Linked DNA regions of Homo sapiens: all the other regions are linked to region 1. The links are chromatin contacts, found by Hi-C or POLR2A ChIA-PET in ENCODE. All regions are on one chromosome and are shown on one strand. The core of a region is the stretch at or near the end of the contact, and the rest is flanking DNA. Distances in the headings are between cores, read along the strand shown.

The links. A loop is a pair of places that touch in the nucleus more often than their neighbours do. ChIA-PET counts read pairs that join two places held with the same protein, here RNA polymerase II (POLR2A). Pooled maps may share reads with other maps.
Region 2: a loop to region 1 is called in a map of heart right ventricle, with 3 times the contacts of the local background. The contact joins two enhancer-like sites. A Hi-C loop is called at or near these places in 5 of 168 maps with a recorded cell type or tissue (GM18951, Jurkat, esophagus squamous epithelium and 2 more) and 1 of 50 pooled maps. POLR2A ChIA-PET finds 5 or more read pairs at or near these places in 7 of 52 experiments (AG04450, BJ, GM10248 and 4 more).
Region 3: a loop to region 1 is called in a map of PC-9, with 28 times the contacts of the local background. The contact joins two enhancer-like sites. A Hi-C loop is called at or near these places in 60 of 168 maps with a recorded cell type or tissue (A673, B cell, CD14-positive monocyte and 36 more), 37 of 37 single-sample maps with no recorded cell type and 39 of 50 pooled maps. POLR2A ChIA-PET finds 5 or more read pairs at or near these places in 12 of 52 experiments (A549, CD4-positive, alpha-beta T cell, GM10248 and 8 more).
Region 4: a loop to region 1 is called in a map of endothelial cell of umbilical vein, with 7 times the contacts of the local background. The contact joins two enhancer-like sites. A Hi-C loop is called at or near these places in 2 of 168 maps with a recorded cell type or tissue (K562 and endothelial cell of umbilical vein), 2 of 37 single-sample maps with no recorded cell type and 4 of 50 pooled maps. POLR2A ChIA-PET finds 5 or more read pairs at or near these places in 9 of 52 experiments (AG04450, HCT116, HEK293 and 6 more).

The regions. Positions count from the first base shown.
Region 1 is chr14:34,330,431-34,333,247 of GRCh38, reverse strand. No RefSeq gene overlaps it. Among named protein-coding and RNA genes, the nearest start is that of SPTSSA, 130 kb to the left of the region's middle. Within about 2 kb of position 1,412, at least 11 of the 41 ENCODE cell types and tissues checked have a DNase peak (open chromatin) inside an H3K27ac peak, as active enhancers do; they include HCT116, PC-3, PC-9 and 1 more, where a contact is called at or near this core.
Region 2 is chr14:34,519,018-34,521,717 of GRCh38, reverse strand. All of the region lies in intron 5 of EAPP (E2F associated phosphoprotein), which reads left to right. Among named protein-coding and RNA genes, the nearest start is that of EAPP, 19 kb to the left of the region's middle. Within about 2 kb of position 1,282, at least 2 of the 41 ENCODE cell types and tissues checked have a DNase peak (open chromatin) inside an H3K27ac peak, as active enhancers do.
Region 3 is chr14:34,496,101-34,498,912 of GRCh38, reverse strand. No RefSeq gene overlaps it. Among named protein-coding and RNA genes, the nearest start is that of SPTSSA, 35 kb to the right of the region's middle. RefSeq lists enhancers at 1,178-2,377, 1,748-2,436, 2,437-2,812. Within about 2 kb of position 1,277, at least 26 of the 41 ENCODE cell types and tissues checked have a DNase peak (open chromatin) inside an H3K27ac peak, as active enhancers do; they include HCT116, PC-3, PC-9 and 1 more, where a contact is called at or near this core.
Region 4 is chr14:34,547,737-34,550,436 of GRCh38, reverse strand. The region is part of intron 2 of LOC105370449 (a long non-coding RNA gene); the gene reads left to right. Among named protein-coding and RNA genes, the nearest start is that of EAPP, 9.4 kb to the right of the region's middle. Within about 2 kb of position 1,363, at least 12 of the 41 ENCODE cell types and tissues checked have a DNase peak (open chromatin) inside an H3K27ac peak, as active enhancers do.

The DNA of each region.
Region 1 (2,817 bases), core at 163-2,662:
TGTCCAAGTTCTTGGCATTTTGAACAAAGAATTGGACAAAACGCCCACCAAAGCAAAGAAGCAACAAAAGAATGAAAGCAGGGATTTATTGAAAACGAAAGTACACTCCGTAGGGTGGGAGCGAACCCGAGCTGCGGCTCAAGAGCCCGGATACAGAATCTTCTTGGGTCCAAATACCCACTAGAAGTTTCCCATTGGCCACTTCATGCTCATCTCATGTAAATGAATTGGTAGCCTACAATCAGTCTCGTTGCAGAAAGCAGCCAACCAGAGGCTGAAGTTACAAAGGTCACTCCTGTGCAAACCTATCAGAGGCATTTTGCAACCAATCGGAGGCTAGGGTGAAGTTACAAAGTTATACTTCTATGTGCAAACGAAGACTTGGCCTGCAATCGGTCTGACTGGTTGTGGACCGCAACTATTCAGAGGCTGGAGTGAAGTTACCAAGTTGCAAAAGAAGACTCCACCTGCAATCAGTCTGATTTGTTGTTGACACCCAATTTCCCATTTGTCGTTCAGAAAAGGTCAAAGAGAGTAGCCTCTGGTCGTTTTGTTGCTTAGGTGTGGAAAGTTAGGGTTTTCCTTTCAATTTAGTTCTAGGAAGTCTGCGTGAAGGTTTCCTGCCTCCAGATCCTATTCTCCTGCCTCAGTAGGAGCCTTTTTAAACAAGCCTCTTGTTAAAAAAACAAAACAACCTCTAGACAATTTAAATTTAGCAGTTTATTTGAGCAAGGAATGATTCATGAATCGGGCAGCACTCAGAATTACAAAAGATTCAGAGAACTCTGCAAAGAAGCAGTGATATAGAAAACAAGTTAAAGTACAGAAATAGCCTGGTTGGTTGCAGCTCAGCTCTTGCCTTATTTGGCCTCGGGTCTGATCAGTTGGCAGCCTGTGATTGGCTGAAGCTGGGCTGCAGAGGGGCTGAGACTCAGCTGTTTGTTATTCTCCCAAGTTAGGTTTTCAGTTTATGTGCTAAGTTAGGTTGCGGTTCATTACCTAGGAACTGAGAGTACAGAGACAGCCTCAGGTCAGGGGCCTTTCTTATTTAACACTCTCATGATACATTTTTCTGCGTGAATATGCATTTAATACATGGACATGAAGCAAAGCTGCAAAGGGTGCAGCTTTTCTGGACCTGAAAAACAAGTTGGGTTAAAGCAGGTGAGGCTTCCCCCTCCCCATCGGTGTGTATATAGTTTCTTATCCCTGCCTCACCCTTCCTTCTGCCATTTGCCTTGGCAGTGTGATTTGTATCTGTAGTGCTGGTTGGGGCAGGTGAGGTTTAGTAGGGGCAGTTTATGAAGGCTTGTGTTTGCACACTCTGAGATTTTGGGCCCAGCCTGGGTGCCCCTGAGGACAGGTCTGAGCTGGTTCCAGGGTATGGCTTCCAATGCTGGAGCGTCCTGCTGCTCTCTGCTGCCCCCTGGGAGAATATTCTCACACTGCCGTTCCAGGTCAAAGGCAGGAAGACAAGGTATTAATAATTTCCAGGTGGAACAAACTGGGGGCTCGGCGTGAGAAGAATTTCACTGGTTAGATTCACGTATCGAGAAAAACACACAACATACCTAGAGACTATGGAAAAATCCATGCACTCCAGCCTCTTCATCTGCAGCTTTAATTCTCACGAAAGCATCCCCACATGTGATTGTTTCTGTTCCTTGTGTCCTGGCTTTAAGATCTCATTTCAAACTTGTCATTCTCCTTAATAATAAAAATCTTGTCAATCCCTTGCTGAAATCAGGTCTGTCCTATTTCTCAGATCTGTTAGTTTGGAAGTCCCATTTATAGAGGTGATAAGATTAGGCATGGCTTGTCCTTAGTGAACCTTAGTGCTTCCTTTTCTAAAAGTGGGCATAGTGTACTGGTTACGAATATGAGCTCTGGAGTCAGGGGAGTCTCAGGCCCATCACTGAGAACGAGACTAATGCCTGCCTTCTGTGGTGAGGATGAAATGAGATGATATATAGAAAGCACTCTGTGTAGTGTCTATCTCATAAGCCAATGAATGTTGACTGTTTTGTTATTTCCTAAGTTCTTATAATTCATTCATTAGTTTGTTCCAGACTCTTGAATGGTCTCCAAGTCCTCTTAATTTGTTGACTGCATTCTTCATGATTTCTCCACTGTGATACTCTATGAGAAACAGCAGACACGCAGACACAAGCCTTGACCCAGTGGGGTCACAGTGGGTGGTGGGGAAAATCAGTCTCAGACCCAGTCATGACAGGGGTTAAAGTGAAGGTGCTTTTGGCAGATCACACATGTTCTGCATAAAAGCCAAATCTGCTCTGTTTCCAGTATGTCTAAACACTTCACCTTTAACAGTAAAAAATAAAAACATAAAAACTTTGCACCCTGAGATAAATCAGAAGTATCAGAGTCACCCTGACAGGCCTGGTCCCCAAATAATAAAACGTGAATGTTTATTGTAAACTTGGGCACCTTCCAAAACAAGCTCCCGGACCCCATATTTGCTATGTGGATGTTTAGAGCTATGGCGAGAGCTTTGTGAATACAGCAGTCAAGTGAGTAAGTTGCTGCTTTCTCACCAGAAACACGTGAATGGATATTTTGTAACTTTGGTAATACTGCACATTTTCCCTTTAAGTCCTTGTTATATTTTTTATTTAACCGACCAGTCCTTCAGAAGTCTGATTCTCTTGCTCTCTTTGAAGGTGAACTTTTCTTTCCTTTTGTAAATGCCTCTTTCTCTGAGTATTTTGACACTGGTTGTGCCTTGCCTGAATCATGATGAGGTACAAAGTCTCAAAAGATGTTCCATTTGGTCCACTTTGTTATTAGGTTAAGATT
Region 2 (2,700 bases), core at 33-2,532, 190 kb before region 1:
GGTTGCAGTGAGCCGAGATCATGCCACTGCATTCCAGCCTGCGCAATGGAGCGAGACTCCATCTAAAAAAAAAAAAAAAAAAGAAATCTGGGAACTCTGAGAAATATATTTGCTGAACTAAAAAATTCATTAGAGGCTCTCAACAGCAGAAGGGATCAGCAAAAGAAAGAATCAGTGAGCTTAAAGATAGACTGTTTGAAAATGCACAATCAGAGGAGAAAGAAAAGGTATGAAGGTCTACAAGATATAAAATATTATCTCAAAAGATTAAATCTAAGAATTGGTACTCAGGAGGGAGTAGAGCAAAAGCAAGGAGTAGAAAGCTTATTCAAAAAATTAATAGCAGTAGCTGGGGATGGTGGCTGACACTTGTAATCCCAGCACTCTGGGAGGCGGAGGTGGGTGGATCACCTGAGGTCAGCAGTTCGAGACCAGCCTGGCCAACATGGTGAAACCCTGTCTCTACTAAAAATGTAATCAAATTAGCTGGGCGTGGTGGTGCATGCCTGTAATCCAAGCTACTCGGGAGGCTGAGGCAGGAGAATCGCTTGTACCCAGGAGGCGGAGGTTGCAGTGAGCTGAGATCACACCATTGCACTACAGCCTGGGCAACAAGAGCAAAACTTGGTCTCAAAAATAATAATTATAATAATAGCAGAAAATGTTCCAAAACTTGAGAAGGAGATATTTATGGCCAGAGAACACCAAACACATTTGACTCAAATAAAACCACCCCCAGGCATATAACAATAAAACAGTAAAACTGTCCAAAGGTTATGGACAAAGAGAGGATCTTGAAAGGAGCAAGATAAATGAAGCAAATAGCATATAAAGTAGCTACAGTTCATCTGGCAACAGATTTCTCAGTGGAAAGCATACAGATCAGGAGGGAGTGGAATGAAAAAAAAAAATGCCAGGCTGGGTGTGGTGGTTTATCCTGTAATCCCAGCACTTTGGGAGGCGGAAGCGGGTGGATCACTTGAGGCAGGGAGTTTGAGACAAGCCTGGCCAACACGGTGAAACCCCTCTGTACTAAAAATATTAAAAAATTAGCTGAGCATGGTGGCATTTGCCTATAATCCCAGTTTTTTGGGAGGCTGAGGCACGAGAATTGTTTGGACCTGGGAGGCACAGGTTGCAGTGAGCTGAGATTGCACCACTGCATTCCAGCCTGGGGGACAGAGTGAGACTCTGTCTCAGAAATAAAGGGCTAGGTGTGGTGGCTCATGCCTGTAATCCTAGCACTTTGGGAGGCAGGGGAGGGTGGATCACCTGAGGTCAGGAGTTCAAGGCCAGCCTGGCCAACATGGTGAAACTCTGTCTCTATTAAAAATACAAAAATTAGCTGGGCGTGTTGGCGCGTGCCTGTAATCCCAGCTACTGGGGAGGCTGAGGCAGGAGAATTGCTTGAACCAAGGAGGTGGAGGTTGCAGTGAGCCAAGATCACACCACTTCACTCCAGCCTGAGTGACAGAGTGAGACTCTGTCTCAAAAAAAGAAGAAAAAAATAAAGAGAGAAAAGAAAGAACTGGGCCAGGCATGGTGGCTCATGCCTGTAATCCTAGCACTTTGGGAGGCTGAGGCAGGTGGATCACCTGTGGTCAGGAGTTCGAGACCAGCCTGGCCAACATGGTGAAACCCCATCTCTACTAAAAATATAAAAAATTAGCCGGAAGTCGTGGCGGACACCTGTAATCCAAGCTTACTCAGCAGCCTGAGGCAGGAGAATCACTTGAACCAGGGAGGTGGAGGTTGCAGTGAGCCAAGATTGCGCCACTGCACTTCAGCCTGGGCAACAAGGGCGAAACTCTGTTTCAAAAAAAAAAAAAAAAGAAAAGAAAGAACCTTGTTATAACTGTAAGTTTTTTTTTTGTGATTTCATGATAACCATAATGCAAAAACCTATAATAGATTCACCAAAATCAAAAAGCAATGGATTAAAACATACTACCAGAGAAAATCACTTAATCACGAAGGAAGACAGTAAGGAAGGGAAGAGTTACAAAACAACCAGAAAAAAAGCAGCAAAATGCCAGTAGTTGTATTAGTCTGCTCTTGCACTGCTATAAGGAAATACCCGAGACTGGATAATTTATAAAGAAAGAAGTTTAATTGGCTCATAATTCCACAGGCTGTATAGGAAGCATGGCTGGGGAGGTCTCAGGAAACTTTTTTTTTTTTTTTGAGAGGGAGTCTTGCTTGTCACCCAGGCTGGAGTGCAGTGGCACGATCTTGGCTCACTGCAACCTCCACCACCCAGGTTCACGCAATTCTCCTGTCTCAGTCTCCCAAGTAGCTGGGACTACAGGCACACACCACCACTCCTGGCTAATTTTTGTATTTTTAGTAGAGGTGGGGTTTCACCATATCGGTCAGGCTGGTCTTGAACTCCTGACCTCAGGTGATCCACCCGCCTTGACCTCCCAAAGTGCTGGGATTACAGGCTTGAGCCAGTGCACCTGGCCAGGAAACTTTTAATGATGGCAGAAGGCAAAGGGGAAGCAGGCACATCTTACATGGCCAGAGCAAGAGGAAGAGAGAGAGGGGAGGTGCCACATACTTTTAAACAATCAAATCTTGTGAGTACTCACTATCACAAGAGCAGCACGAGGGGGAAGTCTGCCCCCAAGATCTAGTCACCTCCCACCAGGTCCCACCTCCAACATTGGAGATTACAATTTGACATGAGATTGGGGCAGG
Region 3 (2,812 bases), core at 28-2,527, 170 kb before region 1:
AGTCTTACAGGATTAGTATGAATTGGCCAGGAATTCAGCCCTGTGAGGCTAACTTTCTTTGACCAAACTCTGAGAATTTTTTTTCTCTGAATGCAAATTTTCCGTGTATATATTTTCAAGACAGAGTCTTGCTCTGTTGAGCAGGCTGGAGTGCAGTGGTGCAGTCATGGCTCACTGCAGCCTCTACCTCCCAGGCTCAAGCAATCCTCCCTCTCAGCTTCCCAAGTAGCTGGGACTATAGGTGTGCCCACCATGCCTTGCTAATTAAAAAACAATTTTTTTTTTTTTTTTAGAGACAAGGGTTCACTATGTTGCCCAGGCTGGTCTCAAATTCCTGGGCTCAAGCAATCCTCCCACCTGGGCTTCCCAAACTGCTGGGATTACAGGTGTGAGGCACCATGCCTGGTCCCATATCTTACTTTTCTTTTAAAGCAGACTTTAAGGCTCTTAAAATGCTATTTTCACATTTTAATAATCATAATTCAAGGACAGAATTAAGTTTTAAGCTAACAAATGACTATATTTATTAAGAAACTGAATCTCAGGCATAAATTTGCTAAATGTTTTTCCCTGCAACACCTGTATAGTCATATCCCAAATACTATACTAAACAGATTGTTATGTAGCCTTTTTGAGACCAGCAGGGTTCTCATAGATTGCGATGCAGTCCTAGCCCATTCAGGCACAGACTTGGAATCTGAGAAAGTCAGGTTTATTAACCCGTTGCAATGAGGTAGACTGTACACCAGAGGACCAAAGGACAGTTTTTTGTTTGTTTTTCTGTGTGTGTGTTTTATTTTATTTATTTATTTTTTTTTGAGAGGGAGTTTTGCTCTTGTCCAGGCTAGAGTGCAGTGGCATGATCTGGGCTCACTCCAATCTCCGCTTCCCAGGTTCAAATGATTCTCCTGCCTCAGCCTCCCAGTAGCTGGGATAACAGACGCCTGCCACCACGCCTTGCTAATTTTTGTATTTTTAGTAGAGACGGGTCCAGGCTGGTCTAGAACTCCCGACCTCAAGTGATCCGCCTGCCTCAGCCTCCCAAAGTGCTGGGATTACAGGCATGAGCCACCACGCCTGCCCTCAAAGGACAGTTTATGTAGGATTTGGGGGAAGGGTGGAGATAAACTTTCAATGAAGCAGTGTTTTGACAACTCAAAGCAAAACAGGGCTTGTGTAAAAAAATCAATGTCAGGCCTGAACTGCAAAATGCCCTTAGAGTGCTGTTTCCTTGGAAACTGCAAAGTTTAGATGAGGAATGCTGTGTACACAGATCCCCATTCGGAAGCCTTAGACTTGGGTTGTCAATTAAGGCTGCTTCTCTGTATTAAGGTGACTTAGAGTCACCTGGCCAAGAGTGGAATATTTCATTCTTACTGATAGAATTTCATACAGCAAAGTTTCTGATACTCTGTGATTTCAAAGAACAAAGGATTTCAGTAAGAGAGCAGTGGTCATTCAAAGAAGACAATACTTTACAGCTGTAATGTGTCATTGGGAGAGACGCTTTCTTCTTAATTTTGTAGATGCCTTTATGTGTGTCTGTTATCCTAATCTGGGCAGCACAGAGTTTTAACTTTCTCAGTCCTACCAATTTTTCATCAGTGCTCATGTTACAATAAAGCAGGATCTGTAGATGAAACCAAAGCTGCCTGAGTGAAGCCTGTGGCTGGTTGGCCTCTGTTGCTGGCATGGGCTGCTTGCCTTGCAGGGGTAATGGAATTGTGCGTAATGCTTACGTATCTGGGCTGTGAGCTTCTTGCGACCCGGGCCTTTGAAAGATTCCATTTGTTCTACCAGTTCCCGGAACACACTGTTGAGACAACTCAGAGATGAGTCATCGGGGTTGCTCCCAAGTTTTTACTGATCTGCAACTCTCAACGGATCCAAGATGGGGGTAGTGAGCGCCACCTGTCTCCTGACCAACTTGTCCTCACAATCCCAAGGGCTGTAAAGGCGCTAATGACTCTGGTTGTTGCTTGATTAGCAAATAATCATTTGCATATGTGTCAAAATCGGCTAACTTGAGCCTTCACGCAGAGCCTTAAGCCACGCTGTGAGCTACTTGCAGAATCTCTGGCCCCGCCTTCAAAAGCAAGGCCTCTCCTTTAGTGATGGAGGAAGCACTAATGCTTCCTCTTTGCACAAGCTCTGATGGGAAAATGTGATAATGCTCTTCCAGAACATCCTTAAATAAAATGCAAACAGGTAAGCAATAGTCATGAATTTCTCAACATTAGCACTTACAGAATCCAAAAGAAGTAATCTCATGTTTAAATGAATTCTTAACATCTTAGACCACCTTGGTGTGTAATTCCTCTGTGCTGACGTAGAAGTAGCTAACATTAATGACTTTAAAGGCTCCCAAACGAAGTGGCTTTTCCTGTCCCCTGTTCTTGTGTTTTTGTTTGTTTGTTTTGTTTTTGAGACAGTTTCCCTCTGTTGTCCAGGCTGGAGTGCAGTCACCTGATCTTGGCTCACTGCACCATCCGCCTCCCAGGTTCAAGTGATTCTCCTGCCTCAGCCTCCTGAGTAGCTGGGGTTACAGGTGCGTGCCATCACACAGGCTAATTTTTGTATTATTAGTAGAGACGGGTTTTCTCCATGTTGGCCAGGCTGGTCTCCAACTCCTGGCCTCAAGTGATCGGCCTGCCTTGGCCTCCTACTGCTGATTACAGGCGTGAGCCAACGCGCTAGGCTCTGTTCCTGGGTCTGTAAATTGCCAAACAGGTGGGAGTTCCCCAGGGTTCCCATGCATGTGCAGAAATGCCAGGTTTTGCAGGGCTTTAGGGACTAGGGCCAGAGTAATCTT
Region 4 (2,700 bases), core at 114-2,613, 220 kb before region 1:
AGTAGAGTCTCGCTGTATTGCTCAGGCTGGAGTGCAGTGGTGCGATCTCGGCTCACTGCAGGGAGATCTCCACCTCCTGGGTTCAAGCGATTCTCGCGCCTCAGCCTCCCAAATAGCTGGGATTACAGGCACACACCACCATGCCCAGCTAATTTTTGTATTTTTAGTAGAGACGGGGTTTCGCCACGTTGGCCAGGCTGGTCTCAAACTCCTGACTTCAGGTGATCTGCCCGCCTTGGCCTCCCAAAGTGCTGGGATTACAGGCGTGAGCCACCGGGCCCGGCCTACCCTACCACTTTTTGCCTAACTTGAGTTTGGATAGTCAGTAAGAGAGCCCAGACAAAGATGGGCTAACACCTGGGCAGAATTTTGGTCTGCTCCTGGATCTATGCCAGTAAATTCTGAGAAAGCCTCAACAAACTGCTGAGGAAATCAATGGGAGACTCTGGGACTTCTGGGTACACAACTTCAATTTTTCTTTTTTTCTTCTTTTTTAAGTAGACAGGAAGTCTCCATATGTTGCCCAGATTGGCCTCAAACTCCCGGGCTCAAGTGACCCCCCCGCCTTGGCTTCCCAAAGGGATGGGATTGAAGGTGTGAGCCACCGCGCCCGGCCGACAGTTCCGTTTATAGCCCCAAGAAAGGTCACCCCTTTACATAGGTAGGCAGATGCAAGCCCTAAAATACATGTTGTCAAGGATTTGTCCTCAAGAAAGAAACCTAGCACTGTTTGCTACACACAGTTCATCCTCAGTTCAACTGGTAATTGCAGCGGTCAGCTGTGTTATTAATTGCCTTTACCCAAAGGGAAAATAAAGCCTCTGATACCTCCATGACAAGGAGGTAGTGATAACTTGGAGCCAGCCACCTAGGCTAAATTCCCAGAGATAGAGGCCGGGCGCAGTGGCTCACGCCTGTAATCCCAACACTCTGGGAGGCCGAGGCGGGCGGATTACCAAGAGTTTGAGACCAGCCTGGCCAACATGGTGAAACCTCGTCTGTACTAAAAATACAAAAATTAGCTGGATGTGGTGGCACGCGCCTGTAATCCCAGCTACTTGAGAGGCTGAGGCAGGAGAATCGCTTGAACCCTGGAGGTGGAGGTTGCAGTGAGCCGAGACTGCACCACTGCACTCCAGCCTGGGCAATAGAGCAAGACTGTCTCAAAAAAGAAAAACAAAAAAGTAAATAAATATAAATCAATCAATACATAAGTAAATTCCCAGAGACAGAAAGGAGACAGGGGGACACTATCTTCCTTGATATTTACCTTTTGAGTTGGTGGCTTCAAGGCCCTCAAGGGAAAACCTTCCTAGGTTGTAAAACTGGCAAGAGGCTTATTTAGCTGTTAATATGACTCACGTAGGCCAGGCGTGGTGGCTGACACCCGTAATTTCAGCATTTTGGGGGGCCGAGGCAGAAGGATCGCTTGAGCCCAGGAGTTCAAGCCCAGCCTGGGCAACATAGGAAGACACCGTCTCTACAAAAAAAAAAAAATAAATAAAATAAAATTAGCCAGTTAGCCATGTGTGGTAACGCAAACCTGTGGTTCCAGCTAAGGAGGAAGGCTGAGGCCGGAGGACCGCTTGAACCCAGGAGTTCGAGGCTGCAGTGAGTAAGCTAGGATAACGCCACTGCACCCCAGCCTGGGTGACAGAGAGAGACCCTGTCTCAAAAAGCAGAGACTCACGCCTCAAAGGAAGGGGAAAGTCTCTTTTCCTTATGGCACCAGGGGCACATGTTTTTGTTTTTTCTTTTTTGAGGCAGGCTCTTGTCACTCGGGTGGGAGTGCAGTGGCGCCATCACCGCTCACTGCAGCCTCCTCCTGCCTTCTGTTTTGTTTTGGTTTGTTTTGTTTTAATTTAGAGACGAGGTCTCTTGCTGTGTTGCCCAAGCTGGTCTCCAACTCCTGGGCTCAAGTGATCCTCTCGCCTCAGCCTCCCAAAGCGCTAGGATTACAGGCGTGAGCCACCGTGCCTGGCCAACATTTTTCTTTCCTTCTACCAGTTTTGTATTATTTACTTTTTTTTTTTTTTTTTGAGACAGAGTCTCGCTCTGTTGCCCAGGCTGGCTGGAGTGGTACAAGTGGCATGATCTCAGCTCACTGCAACCTCTCCGCCTCCTGGGTTCAAGCGATTCTCCTGCCTCAGCCTCCCGAGTAGCTGGGATTACAGACACACACCACCATGCCCGGCTAATTTTTGTATTTTTAGTAGAGACAGGATTTCGCCACGTTGGTCAAGCTGGTCTCAAACTCCTGACCTCAGGTGATCCGCCCACCTCGGCCTCCCAAGGCGCTGGGATTACAGGCGTGAGCCACCGCGCCTGGCGTGTATTTACCCTTCTATTACACATATCCCGGGGGTGCTGAGGTCTGGGAAGGCTTGGACATAAGGGTCTTAAGACAGCAAAATGGCAACATTATAACTGGAGGAAAGGTCCATGTCAGGATGGTGGCCCTGAACATCAGAGTCTCTTGTTTCCTCCTGGGGACATGTACAGAGGCTGTCACGAGACTCTCCTAAAAGCATTCATGAAAAGCCTTTTTCTTTCCTTCTTTCTTTCTTTCTTTTTTTTTTTTTTTTGAGACGGAGTCTTGCTCTGTTGCCCAGGCTGGAGTGCAATGGCGCGATCTCGGCTCACCGCAACCTCCGCCTCCCGGGTTCAAGCAATTCTCATGGCTCAGCCTCTGGAGCAGGT